Regions from separate parts of the Homo sapiens genome. Here region 2 is linked to region 1. The links are chromatin loops, found by intact Hi-C in ENCODE. Cell type or tissue: PC-9. All regions are shown on one strand. Links, peaks and the distances in the headings refer to the core of each region. The heading gives the core; the rest is flanking DNA.

Region 1 (6,253 bases), core at 892-5,891:
AATTTGGAGTGTGATATTTTAAATCTAAAGTTATAGACTAGAATCATGATCAAATATAAATTTAAATTTATTTGTAGGGAGTCACTTCCATACAAATCCTCATAAAAAGGCTTTATGGAGAGAGCAGGTCATAAAATCAAGTGAAAAGGAAGAAATTAAAGACCGAAGGTTAATGTGGAGCAAAGGAAGAAGGTTTAGTGATTTATGAGACAGCTCAAGTGAGAGATCACCTCCCTTTCAAGGTTCACATGTCTAATGGAGACACTGGGCTGGCCAGCAGTGAGTGTGTGAGTGTGTGTGTGTGTGCGTGTGTGTGTGTATACAAGTGTGTGCAGGGGAAGGGAGAGAGTGTCAGGGCTGGGTGGGTGGACAGTAAAGAGGTCTACCAAATACTGAGAAAATGACTTGGGATACGCATATCAAGAAAGCATCCTTTAACTTATTTTGGATTTGGCTAGATCACCATCTTTTTGTTGAAGCCACCTGAAAGCAATTGACCAGATGGAAATGTCAGACTGACAATAATATCTATTATTTGTATAACCTAGTTTCAAAACCATTTATATAAGCCATCTAAGTACATTTGGGTTGTAAGGAAAATTACAGCAAGTCAGGTTTGCTTCTGCCCATCCTAGGTTACTATCTCTTATCTTGGAGGCAGAAAGAGAGTTTAGAATTTCCTTGGTCTTATCAGCAGACCAGTACACACACCACCACCTTGTACACATACACATGCAGAAAGCACAAAATGAGGCAATAACATGAGATGCTGCAGAAAGCAGAGAGCAAATGAATACAGCCGTACTTGGGGGTGAATGGAAGACACATAAATGCATTGACTCTTATCAAAACCTAATAAATGGGCTGTGTGAAAAGTCCTGATCTCTGCAAGAACAAAAAGCTTTATAAACGAAGACACTCAGAGTGCTTGGGGAAAGAAATCAACATGGAGAGAAAAGGGAGCCTCACATTTACTTAAATGCAGTGGGTACTATGAATACTCTGTATTAGAGGATCAAGTTGAAGACAGTGGTACTGAGGAACTAAAAATTAACCACATTTTTTCTGGAAAATTACAAGAAGTTGCCCATATCAGGTATATTTCCTGTGACTTTCTCCTCTACTTGCATATTTGTTCTTCCACCATGACCACCACGTGAAGCTTTGATTTGTGTAGACAGTTGTTTAATTCCGTCCAGACTGCCAGAAGCCAATGGTGGTAATGGAAAACATAAATAGTGTCTTTTAATTGTGTTGGAAATTCCTCCATATGCTACCTTTTAGCTTCTGAATACCTGATGGTAAGTTCGTTAATGAACTTTAGTAGTGAATCCAACGGGACCATAAATGGTCTTTTGTTTATTATTTTTAATTGAGACTGTCTGACAGCTTTATTTAAAATACTTTCCCACAGAAAAGAATGGAGATTTCTATGGTAATGTGAGACTGCTTGTTTTATAGAACAGATGACAATGTAGATTTCACTATTTTGGAGTTTCTGGTGTGAAGTGTATTTTTGTCCACGGCCTCCTGCTTTGTGTAGGTGGCAAACAGGGCATTTTAAAAATACAAACTGTCAGACTTCTAATTTAGGGAATCAAGTAATAGGTACAAAATGATATATGCAATCTAAACACAAAAATTGAATATGTCTTTCCTTTCTTTTTGGATAATTATTGTTTCTGTCCTTTTATAAGTACTTGTTCTTATAGGCATGTCTTTAAATGTTCTCCAGTGTTCTTTCTCTGACCTTATCTATTATCTCACTGGAATCAACTGCTCACTCACATTTTATGTCTACATCTATTCTAGCACCTAATGTTTGCTAGTGTACTTATTTATTTTACTGTCTGTGTTCTGGCTTGAGTGTGAGCTTCTCAAAGACAGAAAATGTGTTATTTCTTTTTATAGCTCTTATACTTAACAACAGCTGGTACCTGACCCTAGAGCAGGTGCCGAGTAAATATCTAAGGTTGAATGTATTCAAGGTTCACTGATTTTTTCTATGTCTGTATTAGAACACAAGACCAGTTAGACAGCTCAGGCTATGCAAGTCATAATCAGACTTGACCTTGCTTAACTTACACAAGAGTGTGCTGCAGGAGTTCTGTCAACATGGCAGCATGGCACGGGGCTAGGAAACTGTGTGCATGTTAGAAGTCAGTAATACTGTCCCAGGTGATAGCCTTCAGTGTAGAAGCCAGAAGGCCTTGTATACCTGTGAGCAAGCTAGAGAGGCATATTACTTTCCTGACGTGTCCTTGGGGAAAAGATTCCAGCATAGAGAAGTTATTTAAGACAGCTAGCTATAGGTTAAACACTGGCTATGTGAGGCCAGGCAAATATTTTCCAAATAAAATGTTTTCCTAGGCCTTGAAAACACAGTTTCAAAGATCAAGATATTTATTTCAAAGAAACTGTCTTCAGCTGGTAACCGAATTCATCACCTTGCCCCTCTTGTAAGCCAGTTTTGCTCTTGAATTTAATCTTACTACGGATGACAACATCATTTTCCCAGTCACCCAGACTTAACATATTAGAGTCATTTTGTTCCCTTTTTGTAAAACTTCCTCCTGGACTTTGAAATTCTGTAGGTTTAACTTCAACATGAAGCTTGGTGTCCATCTCTTTCTTCCAGTTTTACCATCACTGCCCTTCAGCTCATTTGGCCTTGGCGACTACCAATTATTGCTTCCAACGAGTTCCTCACTCAGGAGATGATATAGGGTCTTCTAAGACTCTCAAAGGACTTGGGCATTGTCCTCATATATTAACAATTTTATTTCCCCAAACAACCTGACAACCTCCTGAGATAAACAGAAACGATGCACTTTCTATCTGATACATTTTTTTTTTTCTGAGACAGAGTCTCGCTCTGTCCCCGAGGCTAGAGTGCAGTGGCGTGATCTACGCTCACTGCCACCTCTGCCTCCTGGGTTCAAGTGATTCTCCTGCCTCAGCCTCCTGAGTAGCTGGGATTATAGGTTCCCACCACCACACTTGGCTACTAAAAATTTTTTGTATTTTTAGTAGAGATGGGGTTTCACCATGTTGGCCAGGCTGGTCTTGAACTCAAGTGATCCACCCACCTTGGCCTCCCAAAGTGCAGGGACTACAGGCATGAGCTACTGCGCCTGGCTGGCTTTCTTTCTTTCCTTCTCTTTCTTTCTTTCTTTCTTTTCTTTTCTTTTCTTTTCTTTTCTTTTCTTTTCTTTTCTTTGTTGTTGTTTTTTGTTTTTTTTTAGAGACAGGGTCTTGCACTTTTGCCCAGGCTGGAGTGCAGCGGGGTTATCTTGGTTCATTGCAACCTCTGCCTCCCAGGCTCAAACAATCCACCCATCTCAGCCTCTCTAGTAGCTGAGAACACAGGTGTGTATCACCACGGCCAGCTATTTTTTTTTTTTTTGTATTTTTTTGTAGCGACAGGATTTTTCCATGTTGTTCAGGCTGGTCTCGAACTCCTGGGCCCAAGCATCCTGCCCTCCTCAGCCTCCCAAAGTGCTGGGATTACAGGTATGAGCCACTGCACCCAGACTTAAACATTTTTTAATTGACTGAAATACAACTAAAATGTTCAGTGACTTGCCTAAGGTCATGGGCCAAATACAGCGACTCCAAAGTTTTAAAATGCTTCCATTTTCACAACATTTATTCAATGACTCATTTAGCAAGTATTTGTAAGTATTTACTATGTGCCTAGGGTGTAGGAACTAAAATTAAGGCTCAATATTACGTGCTGCCTTAAAATCTGATAAAATCATGCAGGCCTTGAATGGCCTAAATACAAGCTGTCCTTCCCATTCTGCCTCTGTAGATAAGGTCCCTTGGTCAAACACTCTTCTTTATCAAAGGGACTAAGTAAAATTTCTGCTTATTCCTCATTAGTATGCTTCAGTTCCCTGCCCTCCTGCAAAATTATTCAAACAAGCCAATCACATTGTCTCATGAGAACCAGGGGACACTCTACCCTCTTGGAACTACAAAGCTGGCCTTTCATAGTAGTTATTTGCTTTACTCCCAAGTGTAACTCCTATATGGCCCTGTGTGGTATCCTTCTCCCCTGGACTTTGTGTATACATGACTAATAAACTGCTGTCCATCTCGTCTATCCAGTGTGGGTGTCATGTGGTCAGCCAACCCTACAGTGCTACGGTGGGAATCCCTCCCTCACCAACAGGGTGAATAAGAAGCAATTAAAACAGTGCCAAGGCTGGGCGCGGTTGCTCTCACCTGTAATCCCAGCACTTTGGGAGGCTGAGGCAGGCGGATCACAAGGTCAGAAGATCGAGACCATCCTGGCTAACACGGTGAAACCCCATCTCTACTAAAAATACAAAAAATTAGCCGGGCGTGGTGGCGGGCGCCTGTAGTCCCAGCTACTCAGGAGGCTGAGGCAGGAGAATGGCATGAACCCAAGAGGCAGAGCTTACCGCGAGCCGAGATGGCACCACTGCACTCCAGCCTGGGCGACAGAGTGAGACTCTGTCTCAAAAAACAAAACAAAACAAAACAGTGCCAAGCATGCAAACTTTAAATTGGAGTAAGTTCAAAGACAGTATATTTTGGAGTCAAAGGCAGTATATTTTGGAGTCGGCCACCTCTGTGTACCTCAAATTATGGAAGAAACATATACCAGAGCTTTTACCCATGAATTAAGGAAAGCATTGGCATCAAGGTTCTCCCAGTACCACAACTGCATTGGTGAGTTTTTTTCTGGAATGCAACTCATAGGGTGAAAGGCAAGAGGAACAGCTGACTTTGTGTTCCACTACCCTAGTGAGCTTACATGAAACAAATCTTCTAGTTCTCTCTGACATTAGTAGCAAAATGTAATATGTCCATTCTCAGCAGCATTCTATGATGCATGTGGCTTTTCCTGGGAGATCAGAGAGGCTCCAGGGTTATGAAAGTGGAAGCAATGCACATTTTTTTTGTGTGACTGTAAGTGAACATCAGTGCTTAGTTATAAGCATTGGGGAGTTGTCCAGTTGCTGATTTTGGCTTTAGTGGAATACTTCCATTGGATGCTGCATGACCAGAAATGTCTAAATGAATCAATCGTATGGAGTGAAGTTATGATTTCATGAATGGGACAGTAAGAGAAGATACCTAAGGGGGTGCCCAGCAAACGTTTGTTGTGTGAGTGAAGCTTTAGCTGAGGAAAACTACTAATGTTATGTCCAGCCCCTTTTACTCATTCATATAAATGAAAAGGTATCGTTGCAAACTTAGAAGTTTCTGCCTCCAAAAAGATGATTAAGAGTGTACTTCATTTAAGAGAAACTGAACTGATGGTCAGGAAGGCAGAATTGAATTGTCAATATAATCATTGTGTTAATTCAGTATTTGTCCAATCTATGTCTCATATGTGAGTATGCATTGCAAGGAAAATGCTAAATCATTTCAATCAGTTAAAAGGAATTGTGCTGTTTCCACCTCTTGCCTATTCAAATAGAAATATCTGGGCAATGATGATATTTAAATTATATATAATTTGAAAAATATGTTTCTAAAGAATATCTACCTCTTTATATTATTTATTGGGATGCTAGTGATATTTCTAGCTTTGCATTATTCCCAAAATCAAATTCCAAAGCTTTTGGAAAAAAAAACTATTCAGGATAAGCTATATGGTTATAGGAAACATAAATTCAAGAAAATAGAGTATTACCTATATCAGTGAATATATGCATTAATCTAGTTTATTTTGTGTAGGAATTGTTTTGAAGAGGATTTCTAATTGAAGGTGGATTTGGATTTATTCTCTTGGTATTATTCAACAAAAACTAATATTGCATTGGTTCAGATAATTTCTCAGGATATTAAAAAGGAAACTAATGAAATAAATTGAGTCAACATCTAAAACATAAATGCTTTGTACTTGGTGTTCTAGTTCTCTTAATTACTGTACTTTATTTATTCTCTCCTTTGTGAGATTTCAGAGCAGTGAGGCTTTAAGTTGCTGTCTAGAAATTAGAAAAACACCAGATATTTGAGTTGTGTGGCCAGTGGGACACTGCAGCAAAAAGACTATTCGGAATAAGTTTATTTTTAAAAAGCACTGCTATCTTAAAATCTGCATCTTTAAAATGGTAATAAAAATTATTGTTATAAAATGGATCGATTTTTGTGAAAGCACACATAAAGTATAATTTAGAAAATTAAAGTTTCCTTTAATTTTACTCCATAGAGATAATCATTTTAATTACTTCATATGTATATTTTTTAGATTTTTAAAAAATAACATTTAACT
Region 2 (6,253 bases), core at 873-5,872, 91 kb before region 1:
ACTGCACAGCACAGCATGGGCACACCTAATGCCTCCTCCCTATGCTAAAGGCAGAGATTGAATGTGAATGTTTTCACTTGAAAATTGCATCATAGTATTACTCCTATAAGAAAGCAGCACCAAGCATCAGCTCTTTCTATTTCTTTTCAATTACTTCTCTTTCTACAGTCAGGAAGAGACCTTTTAAGCATTTAAATTACGGTACATCTTTAAATGCTGTAGCTATGTTTGAGTTATCTGGCATCCCAGGAAATGGGCTGGTGTTTCCAAGTGTCCGTAGGTAGAGAGTCTAGAAGTGGACTCATGCTGATTTTATTTCATTTTTGAGACAGAGTCTTATTTTATTTTATTTATTTTTGAGACAGAATCTTGCTCTGTTGCCCAGGCTGGGGTGCAGTGTCACAATCTTGGCTCACTGCAGTCTCTGCCTCCTGGGTTCTAGCGATTCTCGTGCCTCAGCCTCCCAAGTAGCTGGGATTACAGGCGTGTACCACCACACCCAGCTAATTTTTATATTTTCAGAAGAGATGGAGTTTTGCCATGTTTGCCAGGCTGGTCTTGAACTCCTGGCCTGAGGTGATCCACCTGCCTCGGCCTACCAAAGTGCTGGGATTATAGACATCAGCCACTGCGCTTGGCTACCTCTTGCTGATTTTAGACACCTCATCTCATCAGCATTTTCTTATCTGTTTTTACATTTTCATTATAATGTAGCAACTATTTTCATTGCATGGTCAGCCAGTTTTTTACCTCTTATAAATTATATTCAAGATTACATGGTTTACTGGAGGAAAAGTAGAAAACATGAATATGCAAAACACAAAAGAAAATAAAATTGGTCAGGTGCAGTGGCTCAGCCTGTAATCCCAGCACTTTGAGAGGCCAAGGTGGGCGGATCACTTGAGTCCAGGAGTTCAAGACCAGCCTGGGCAACGCGGTGACACCCCTTCTCTACTAAAAATACAAAACCATTAGCTAGGCATGGTGGTATGTGCCTGTAGTCCCAGCTACTCAGGAAGCTGAGGTGGAAGGATCGCTTGAGCCTGGGAATTTGAGGCTGCAGTGAGTGCCACTGCACTCCAGCCTATGCTGGAAAGAAAGAAAGAAAGGAAAGAAGTTAAAAGTGAGAAAATAAACTCATCCTTTCTACCACCACTCAGAAATAACCATTCTTATTATTTTGGGTCAACAACCAAGAGGCAGTTTTGTTATCTAGCTTGAAATCACAGCTCTGTCACTGTTCAGCTATGGGATTTGGGCAAATTACTTGATCTCTTTGTATTTCAGTTGCCTTGCTGATAAAATATGGACACCTACCTCAAGAAAATGCCTAGGAACATATACAAGACTTCAAACATAGTGAACATTCAATAAACGATTGTTGAAAAAGACATTGAATGAATGCATACATGAAACGTTTCCCATGTAGTATAAAGTTGTTCATGTATCTGGTCCCTAGTTCATTGCCTACTGCAATCATAAAAGCATAAAGGAACTTCACCCAGTGCGTGAGCAATAAGTACATTATAAATGTTAGTTATTATTATTGCCTGACACATCATTAATATTCATTAGATAGTTGTTGAATGAATGGATGTCAGTCACTGCCCTTGGGTAGTTTAAACTTGAGAGAAGACAAGAGAAGATTCATGAAACAATAAATACGTGGTGAGCCATTTGGTACTCAGTTTGAGGGGAGAGCTCCCCAGGGGCTGTTTTATTTGGGGATTTCCTTGGAATGTTCAGCTGATTAAACTGCTCCCATTACAGCTTGAGTGACACTGGGTAACAGATCTGGGACCGGATCCTACATCATCCCACCACGTAAGTGGACTATATCATGCCTTCATTCATTCATCTTTTCCCATTCCTTTTCAACAATGCTTACTGAGTGGCAGGAGCTGTGTGGGATTCTAGACAGCCAAAGACGTTTGCTGTTGCCACCGTCTTGTTAGGAGATCTGTGGCTCAGAGGGGATTCATAATGTACTGTGATAAATGCTATGAGCCAGCAATGCCCAAGGATTATGGGAGCTAGTGTGTGTGTGTGTGTGTGTGTGTGTGTGTGTGTGTGTGTGTGTGTGTAACAGAGGGAAGGAACGTCAGAGCGTCCTTTCCACAAGGAGGTCCAGTTGGAACCAGGTCCAAATAGAGAAATAGGTATTATTCTAAACCAGGAACACAAGAGTAGCATTTGCAAAGATTAGGCAGAGTGAGAGAACTGGGAGGTGCATACAGCATGGCTAGAGCTCTGAGCTGCAGAGAGGCACGAAGGTTCTTTCTTTTAGTGGTGAGTGGGAGTGGTTACATTAAATGGTTTTAAAGCTGGGAGTGACAAGATCAAATCTGCATTTTGGAAAACTAGCCAAAATCTGTGTGTGTTGCAGGGTGAAGGAAAAGGTGGTGGGATAGACTGGGGCCAGGAACACTAGTTGTTGGAAACCAGAAAGAAGGGACTGAAGTAAGGGTAGGGGAGAAGGGATGAATTGAAGCACCCAACTCAAGATATTAGGGAGGGACAGTTCACAGAATTTGTTAACCAGTGGTTGTGTCTGTGTCTGTGTGGCTGGATGTAGGGGTAAGTGACTAAGAAGGAATTAATGATGCTTCTCAAGTTTCTGGCTTGTTGTGGTGTGCATGGAATGGTGAGACCTTTTATCTAGATTAAAAATATAGGAGACAGAGAAAGGTTAAGGCGAGAAGATCCTGTATAAGTGGATTTTGATGAGCCATTGACACATCAGGCAGAGCTTCTGAATGGGAGTGGTGCTGAGGAGGAACAGCAGTGGAGGAGAAGCTGGGAAGCATGGATTTCTTCATGCAGATCATCTCCTACTTGGGTCAATAGATAGCTCTTGATTTTAAGTAGCTTCAGGAGCTAAGTTCTATCTTCTTAGAGTAATTGTCCTGTCAATACTGAACCATGGTATACTGTCCTTGTTCTAAATACAGTACAAAGATCTTTTCTGGCACAGGGACTTAATCTGAGCTACTAATTTCCATTTTGGGGCTTTTTGCCAGGCTATTTGAGGCAGCATTTAGAAGCAGAGAAAAGTAGATTAGCACTGACTATCATTTTTTATGTTTAGACTCCAAGCTGATAAAGCAATGACATTTTTATTATTTCAGCATGGTTTTGTGGATGTGTCACAATTATTTATATAGTTTTTTTTTAGGTAAAGGAAATTAAATTATTTGAGGAACTGTGCCCTCACCTTGTGGCTGAATCTATCTGGTGCTGCTCTTCCTTCTCCTTTCCCTCACTCCCTTACATGGTCAGGTCATTTTAAATATGTCCAGTCTTCAGAGGAGATGCCTCCTGATCTCCCAACTATCACTGAGGGGTGGAAGGTAGTGCTTATTCCTCATTTGTTTGATAGTGCTCAACACCTTGGGTTAAGATCTTTCCTGGAAGAGAAATGGTAGGGAAGCAATATGCAAAAGATGAAGACATGGCTATAATTTAATTCTTAATTGTTCTAAAGTGACGTATTTCAGACATAGCAGGATAAAGACTTGGGTACATGTTTCAACAGAATTTATTTAGGATTTAATATTTTATACCAGATGTTAGGATTTCCTTGTGGAGGGATAAGGGATTGCATGTATATAAGCAACAGGGCCTGGTAGTTCTGACCTGAAGAAGCTTATTCATTTCCTGGGGAAGATGGATTTTCAAAGAAATATATGCAAATCAATGAGAAAAGTACTATAATAAAAGAATATCCAAAATAGTATGGAGATTCAGAGCATAACTGCCTGGAAAATGCTAAGAAATTCTTTACAGAAGAATGCTTCGTGGGAAGTCTATAGGCTTGTCTGTCTTGTTTGGACCAGATGGCAGACTTGTTGAAGGTCATGTCCCTTTCCCTGAACTGGACTTTCTTTCCATTTTATCTGTGCTGCTTCAAATGCATTTGTTGCTTGGCTTTCTATGGCAGTTTCTTAGGCATAAGTCTTTTTCCTATACTCTCCTGGAACATCTTCAGGGCAAGACCCCTGTTTGTTCAGCTCTCCATCCCCTGCCATACCCAGTAGGTGCCATAGCAACACATGAAATCTTACATTTTGTTCTCAGAACAGCACTGTAACATTGATGTTATTATTAGCACCATTTTTAAAGGTAAGAAAACTAACACACAGAGCATTGAAAACTTTTCTCAAGGTGTCTCAGTCAGTTTGGGCTGCTTTAACAAAATGCCATAGACTGGGTGGCTTAAACAACAGAAAATGGATTTCTCACAGTTCTGGAAACTAGGAAGTCTAAGACCAGCTCGTAGATGAGTTTCTTGGGAACCTGGCTTTTGCCCATAACGGACCTAACAATGGTGACTACTGTTTTCTGTCCTGATGTCAGGCTAAGTATTCATAAACACCTTGACTTGATGTTTACAACTTCATAAGGTAGATTATTTGTATTCTTGTTTAAAGGTAAGAAAATAAGTTGGCAAATTTACAAGTATGGAGGAAAAGGCGTACATGCAAGGAAAGTTAAACAAAAATAGATTTAAATGGTAAAGACTAATGATATTAGAATATCTTAAGGCAGAACGGACCTAGTTGCCAGATGCCTGGTACTTAACAATAACTACCATTTATTGTGTTGTATGGATGTGGCTTATTTTTGGTGAAGCACTTTACAATAATCTTCACAGTAGCAGTTAGAAGTGAGGAAAATGGACTTTTCCTTTTACTGATAATAAAATAGAGGCACAGAGAAGGTAATTGCCGATGATCACATGAGTGTCAGGGTACGTGTCAGGTCTGTTTCCACTATTTATTCCCTTAAATACTATGGAATTAGAGCAACGTAACACACTGAGATGTTAAACTTGGAGTTTTTCTTTTTTACCCCGTCTTATGTATGGTCTCTGTCTAATCAACCAGTGTCTTCACATTACCTTGTGGAAAATCAGGGGCATTTTAGGCAGGAGCAGAGTAGGTGGGAGGCACGTCTGTAGAAAAGCAGTGGAAGCAAAAGAAAAAAGCCTGTTTTTTTTTTAAACTTTCAAAATAGACTCTTGAAGTCCACATCAAAAATGACAGTTTTAAAAGCAAAGTTTTTGATCTTAAGAGCTAAGTTTTGTTGAGAGAAGAAAGGGCTCCTGAAATAAAAAATAAAGTTCTTGTAAAGTCAGGAATAGAGTTTATGCCATAATAGATTAGGAAAAAGACTAAAGGAAGATCTAAAAGCTTTCCTCCCTATATAATCCTCCCAAGACTAGGATCCTTAGGCTGGTAGAAAAGGAGAGTTAGGTAGGACTTGAGTAGGGAGCAGTCTCTTGGGCTGCTGTGATGGGACTGGGCCTGGGCTAACCCACAGGGAGAGAAGCAAAGCAAGTATGGAGAGTTTGTCCAGCACTAGCCATGACCATCTCAGGGCACCCAGCCTAAACCTATTCTCCTTCACTTTTGAAATGAACATCTGAAGTCACTGGGGTCAAGGAGCCATAGTGGTTGCTCACCATCACTTACCATGCCTTCCGAGGATGGATGTCTGCCTGCTGCTAATGGATTGACCACTAGAATCCATAGTCCTCCCAGTGCCCCAAGATTGTGCTGAGCTTTGACGTGAACCACTAAGTTTGGGCATTCTCCTTTTTCTATAAGGAGAATGAGGAACAGGATTGCCCTGCAAGGAAAACCAGTTCTTGTCTGAGTGAGAATGACTATTCAAAAGGAGAAGTGAAGAATACTCTAATATGGCCTCCTGGAGCAGGAATGACCAAAACAGGACCTCCAGGAATGGGTAGAAGCTGGGAGGACTGAGGGTGAGAGGAGCCTGAGAGGTCTGGGAGCAGGGTGAGCAAAAATGTAGTCCTGGAGAAGCACAGTTAGAGTTGAACAAGTGCTTCTTCAATCTTGTGGTTCTGGATTGGGGCCACATTCTGGCAAAAGAGCCTTTGAATGGCAGATTAGGGTTTAGACATCAGCTTGTGTGCAGGGGGAAGCCATCAAAGCTGTCTTTTGTTTGCCTGTTGATTTGTGTGACTTGATAAAATTCTCTACTGAGCATTTCTCATAGTACCCACTTAATTTTTAAAAACAACTCCAGAGCAGTTAACAACTCCAAGTAGCCTAAGGCTGTGTAACTGAGAAGAGGTAGAAGTCAGCAGATTTGATTTTATATCCATGTGAGACAAAATTGTGTGCTTGTTCAAACCTTTCACTCTGTCTTCTGTTCCCTCCCCGATGTTTGATAATGCCAGAGCCCAGAGTGGACAGACTCTAAGTGGTATCTAGGGGACAGACCG

What was found. A loop is a pair of places that touch in the nucleus more often than their neighbours do. Peaks named below come from ENCODE experiments on the same cell type or tissue, not always from the same donor. Only the 100,000 strongest peaks of a DNase experiment are listed, where the experiment ranks them.
Region 2: a loop joins it to region 1, with 1.9 times the contacts of the local background. A loop is called at or near these places in 1 of 110 quality-filtered maps.

Annotation. Positions count from the first base shown.
Region 1 is chr11:92,475,776-92,482,028 of GRCh38, forward strand. The region is part of intron 2 of FAT3 (FAT atypical cadherin 3); the gene reads left to right. Among named protein-coding and RNA genes, the nearest start is that of FAT3, 250 kb to the left of the region's middle. RefSeq lists a silencer at 735-935. In PC-9, for the core only: no CTCF peak of the experiment used is centred there; a DNase peak (open chromatin) is centred at 3,656.
Region 2 is chr11:92,385,028-92,391,280 of GRCh38, forward strand. The region is part of intron 2 of FAT3 (FAT atypical cadherin 3); the gene reads left to right. Among named protein-coding and RNA genes, the nearest start is that of FAT3, 160 kb to the left of the region's middle. In PC-9, for the core only: a CTCF peak has its summit at 3,480; no DNase peak of the experiment used is centred there.